Regions from separate parts of the Mus musculus genome. Here region 1 is linked to region 2. A link is a contact called in ENCODE Hi-C or POLR2A ChIA-PET data. All regions are on one chromosome and are shown on one strand. The core of a region is the stretch at or near the end of the contact, and the rest is flanking DNA. Distances in the headings are between cores, read along the strand shown.

What was found. Hi-C counts contacts between places; a loop is a spot of excess contacts on that map. ChIA-PET counts read pairs that join two places held with the same protein, here RNA polymerase II (POLR2A).
Region 1: a loop to region 2 is called in a map of heart, with 2.4 times the contacts of the local background. The contact joins two enhancer-like sites. A Hi-C loop is called at or near these places in 6 of 37 maps with a recorded cell type or tissue (CH12.LX, gastrocnemius, heart and 1 more). POLR2A ChIA-PET finds 5 or more read pairs at or near these places in 3 of 5 experiments (all embryonic stem cell).

The regions. Positions count from the first base shown.
Region 1 is chr10:95,296,530-95,299,229 of GRCm38, forward strand. All of the region lies in intron 2 of Cradd (CASP2 and RIPK1 domain containing adaptor with death domain), which reads right to left. Among named protein-coding and RNA genes, the nearest start is that of Cradd, 26 kb to the right of the region's middle. Within about 2 kb of position 1,435, at least 2 of the 3 ENCODE cell types and tissues checked have a DNase peak (open chromatin) inside an H3K27ac peak, as active enhancers do; they include gastrocnemius and heart, where a contact is called at or near this core.
Region 2 is chr10:95,263,588-95,266,287 of GRCm38, forward strand. All of the region lies in intron 2 of Cradd (CASP2 and RIPK1 domain containing adaptor with death domain), which reads right to left. Among named protein-coding and RNA genes, the nearest start is that of Cradd, 59 kb to the right of the region's middle. Within about 2 kb of position 1,283, at least 3 of the 3 ENCODE cell types and tissues checked have a DNase peak (open chromatin) inside an H3K27ac peak, as active enhancers do; they include gastrocnemius and heart, where a contact is called at or near this core.

The sequences.
Region 1 (2,700 bases), core at 185-2,684, 33 kb after region 2:
CATAAAACCACGCTGGACGCAGGGATGCATATTCCATCTCCCATCACACTTCCAAAACAGGCAGCAAGCAAGGGATACTGCAGGGCATCACCAGAGAAGACGACTCAGACATGGATTTGAGCCAATAGGAAGTCTTTATTAGCCGGCTGGCGACTACATTGGGTGTTTGGGATCCCACAAAGCCCCAAGCCTTTCTCAGGGCAAGATTATAAGCACAAAAAACATATGCTAGGTTGACATACTTCAGTTAACAATAACAGTTAGCCAGAAGAGGAACTACAGGAGCCAAAAAGCCAGGTTAGTGCATTTAGAGACTTTCCCAGAACTGTGGACTTTGATGGATTAGGTCTTTGTTTTCACTTTGGCTGATGGTGCTGTCTTCTATGCACTGAGTTTCAAGGCCTAAATGGTACTTCTATCATAGAGTCAGCTGTGCTGAGGTCTGGGAGCCTGTTTACAGTGGCAGTTTCACTGTGTGGTTCTGACCATCAATAAATGGGAATTAAACAAGAATTTAAGAAGAGAGGCAAGGACGTAAACCTCGTCTTTCGGTTTATACGAGAGAATCAGCAGCTCCCAGCTCGAGCCCTTATTGACATCTTAAATTCAAAAGGAAAGGAAGGCATTCAGGCTGACAGCAAAAGCACATCTGGCTCAATGTCAAACCACATGATCCTGAGTTTCCTGCGCTTCCGAAAGGCCAAGAAAGTCAAACCCTGATTTTTCTAAAGCAAAACCACAGCTGAGGCTGGGATGTGGCTCAGTATGGTGTGTTAGCTGAGGCTCGGATGCGGCTCAGTATGGTGTGTTAGCTGCCTCGGTGATGGTATGTGTTTGCCTAGCATGTTCAAGGCCCTTGGTTCTTATCAGGGCACAGAAACCTTATCGTCATCACCTCAAAAGGTTCTGCCTCAGAAAAGACCCTTTGTCAATACACACACATAAAAGAAATCTATATAGGAATCTGTTAAGAATGTTCCCAGAAGAATCCAAAACATACCAAAAAATTAATCATTTTACCATAAAATTATTTAATTTAATTACTTTTTCAATTTCAAGAACTATTATGACTATCTGGTCCATTACTGCACATGTTCAACAATTATTGATGGCTTCTTTGGCCAGGGAATTATCCTAATGCAGCATGAACCAGGCAGCTGAGGCAAACCTTTCTGGGGAGCCTGCAGTCTGGGGAGGGTTAGCTCGCCAGTCTAGTCACAGCCAAGGATAGCCAAGTCATATGGTATTACACGCTGTGGCAGCAGCAGCAGCCTGAGGTGGCATAAGGGAAAGTGACTTGGGGGAGGGAGCTGATACAGTAGCCTCACTGGAGAGGTGTCGCAGCAAGATACAAGATGGGGCTAATTAGCAGAGGAGAACATGAGATAGTGTGAGCAAGCAGGTAGGCAAGACCACAGGGAGGCACAGACTCGGCAACTGGAACAGCACGGAGCCTACGTGGCTGGTGGCCAGGCAGAGGAAGGGAAACTGATAGCTGACACTCAGATTAGCAGCAGGAGCTGGGGCGAACTGTTCCTCCAGTGTCACGAGGGGCCACCGAAGTGGATCTGCTTTGTAAATTCTGCTTGCTATGTAGACAATTGTTGGTAGAAAGCACATATGCAACCTATTCCACGAACCCAGATGAGTAATGAGACAGGGCAGACTTCAGAAGGATCCCTGGGGGCATAGACACGCCACTTAGGACAGAGAGGGCTCCCTGGGGCAGTGGGCACTGCCACTGAGGACAGAGAAGGCTCCCCGGGACAGTGAAGACTGCCACTGAGGACAGAGAGGGCTCCCTGGGGCAGCAGGCACTGCTACTGAGGACAGGTGTAGCAATGGAAGAAGACGGGATGTGTCCATCTGAGGTTTGGGGCGACAACAATTCAGTGACTGGCAGGGCATGCTCTGCTGAAAAGCAGCAGCTATGAGGGATTTAGGGAAGGGAAAAGGGGAATCAAGAGTCTTGCTTGGCTTAGCGCCTCCATTCAGAGATGAGGGAGGGATGCTCTGAGCATGTTTGTGATGTGATCGAAACAGCACAGCTGGATGGCTAGAGAAATGGAATTAGAACCTGACTCTCTACTTCCTGATCCAGAAACCTTCACTAAAAAAAAAAAAAAAAAAAAAAAAAAAAAACGTTAAAGCAAGACTTCCCTTCCAGTGACGTCACTTCCAGTGTGGTCTCCTTATTCACATGAGCAATTCCAACTAATTTCATGACAAACGACCATGTTACAAATCAAGGGGACTTGAAAGATGAAGGTGCACAGAATGACACACAGAGATGCACACACACACACATATACGTACACTGGATCCTAGTGACATCTCTTGCCATGCTGCACCAAATCAGTTTCCAGCTTAGTGAACAATGCACCGTGGTCACTGATGGTGTTACCCTTGGGAAGCTGAGCAGAGTACTGGGAACTCTGCATTACTGCTTCCTGTCTTAATCACTTAAGAGTAACAACAGGGGGCGCGGAGAGATGGCTCAGTGGTTGCAAGCACTTGTTGCTCTCTCAGGGGACCTGGGCTCTGTTCCCAGCACTCAGATGGTGGCCCATAACCGTCCCTCACTCCAGGTCCAGGAGATGTGACACCCTCTTCTAAATTCCTCGGGCACGGGGCAGACACGTGGTGCGCATACATAACGTCAGGGAAAACACTCATATACTGGAAATAAAAGCAACTCTA
Region 2 (2,700 bases), core at 33-2,532:
GGTAGCAACTGTTCAGAAGTTGTCCTCTGGAGCACACATTAGTAATAGTAATAATAATAATAATAATAATAATAATAGGAGGAGGAGAGCTGGAGAGATGGCTCCATTGTTAAAAGCACTGGCTGTTTTTTCAGAGGAAACAGGTTCAATTCCCAGCATCCATATAGCAGTTAACAAGTATCTATAACTCCAATTCCAGGGGATCTGACACCTTCACACAGACATACATGCAGGTCAAATACCAAAGCACATAAAAAAAAATAATAAATATTAAGTGTCAAATCATTTAAAATGTTAAAATATTACAATATAACATTTCATTACATAACCTCAAAGCACTACCTAGAAACCAAAGATTGTTCCCAATAATTCATAGCACACACAGCCTGGACTGGAACCTAAATGTGAACACAATAGAAAGCTCATTTTTATCATGATTTTCAAATACATCCACACCAATTAAAAATATGCGGAAAAGAGTAATTTTAGCCTTTCATTGTTTAAAGAACAGTTTCTCAGAGAATTCCAGTTAGTGTTCGAAACAACAGTGCAATCATTAGAGTTTTCCAGCGATGGAATTGTGTGCAATCACAACCACAGCAATCAGAAACAGCCAGATTGCTAGAATGTCATAGGGGGGGGGGGGATGACAAGAGGACAACACTCTGGTCCACCTCTAGGATTCTGTAGAATAGTTCTGTAACTCAGTAACAGAATGCTGGGTTTATCGGAGTTCCGGTTCTGTTTCTACTATTAAAGGGCCACGTGAACTCACTCCATCTTAGTTCTCAACCCTATTTTCAGGGCAGCATGGATTATCCCCATTGCGTGAGTCTAAACAGGAATAGCATACAGTCTTTAAAATTTTTAAGGGCAGGCTTTTGTCTACAGGACGCCTTTGCAGAAGCGAGGTTTGAGTGAGGCTTCAGGTCCATGGCGGGAGAGGAGACGCTGGAGAGGCCAGGCCGGCTGTTGGTCATAGGGCTGATAGGGCCCAACACACACCAGTGCTAACACCTGGCTGCAAGCACGGAACCAAAACTCATCTCACACACTAAAACCCCCAGCAAGCTAGTACTGCTGTCTGGGCAAAGCTCTGCGGAGGCCGCTGGAAGAAAGGCGAGTTTCCCGGTATTCCCGAAGCAGTGCCAGTGTTTGTGCAAAGCTCACGTTTCACTCCGGCTTGGGATGGAATGGAGTTTGTTTCCTCAACAGAGTCGAGTTGCCCTGGTTTTGATGGGGTGAGGGCATGTCGATCGCTTCACGGGGTTGCCTTTCCTAATTGCACACAGGCAAACACTCACTCTTCGAAGGGTGCTGTCACCCTCGCGGTGGCAGTGGCGGTGGCGGTGGCGGCGGGGAAAGTCTGCACCCTGGAGCGGGGACGCTGCCTCCGGCTGCAGCCCCCTTAGTCTTAGCCTTATCGCGGCACACACCAGTTCCTAGAGAAGAGATTCCGAGAAAAAACCCCGGGTTCCCTAGAAACATTAAATTAACACAAGGGATCTGGAAACGAAACAGCAGATGCCTGAAAGCCTTCCCCCTTGCTGGTTTCCTGCCTTCTCGGAAAATCTTTGCGTTAAAATAGATTGGATTACCCGACTCGGCCAGATGCAGCTCTAGACCTGCTGAAAGTGCACAGGAAAGCAAGCCGTGTGCCATCTTTTAGAAAGATTTTTTTTTCTTTCCCAGGTGGTAGAAAACTGCCTTCGGGTTGTTGGTATTAGCAAGGACTGGAGGCTGAGTTGCTTGAGTCCCGATAGAAACTTTCCCCAACTCCGACTTGCAAATCTGATAACCCGAGAATGCAACAGAGTAGGGTAAGCGCAAGACTTGCCTTAGTTCCGAGCCTAGGAATAGGATGCCTCGTCCCCTTTTTACTAAGAAGAAAATGTCTGTTTTATTCTGGAATCTACCTTGACCAAAACTATGAAACCAGAATAAAGCTAACAGCATTTCCTGGGAGTCACAGAGGTTGAAGGCATTCTGTCAGGCTTCTCATCAGAATCTCAGAAAATAACTATCTCAGAAAGTAACAAACTAACCCCCCAGGAACCCTGTCTGCATCATCTCGTACTCTCTAAATTCAAGCTACAACTGATAACCACACATCTGAAAAGCAGTCAGCCGTGGGCGCCTAAGTATATTCCATTTCTGAGGCATCTTCCACACACAAATTATTTTTGGTAGCTGAGAATCAGATGCAAAGCTTCCTATGAGCCTTAAGAATTTTAAAGAAGAAATACAGTTTTGACTGTAGCTTCCTTCCTTGATACATTTCACTGGTTTCTTTTGGTAATCCTTACAGAGGGGCTCAAGATCCTTAGGCTCTGTTTTTAACACCGGCCCTTGTTTCTAGTGAATCAGATCATAACCTGTAGTTATAAAAGGATTCTGTGCTTAGCCTGGGCTTGGGTGCTCTGGGTGGAGGAACACATTTCAAAATCCTCTAAACAAAAAGACATGTCTTTGCCTACGCATAAGAACAACAGAACCTATTGTAAAACCCTCAGGCGGACAAAATTACCTCCCCAGAAGCCGCTCTGGGTACTCCTGCATAGAGTATGGAGGAAAAGACAAAGGACAGTTTCATATGGACTTCCCCTCTTCCAACTTTACCGCAGGCCTCAAGAAAGGCAAGGAGGACTCTAAACTGTTTATAAGAAAGCAAAGAAAAATGTTGTAAGGATTACTTGGCTA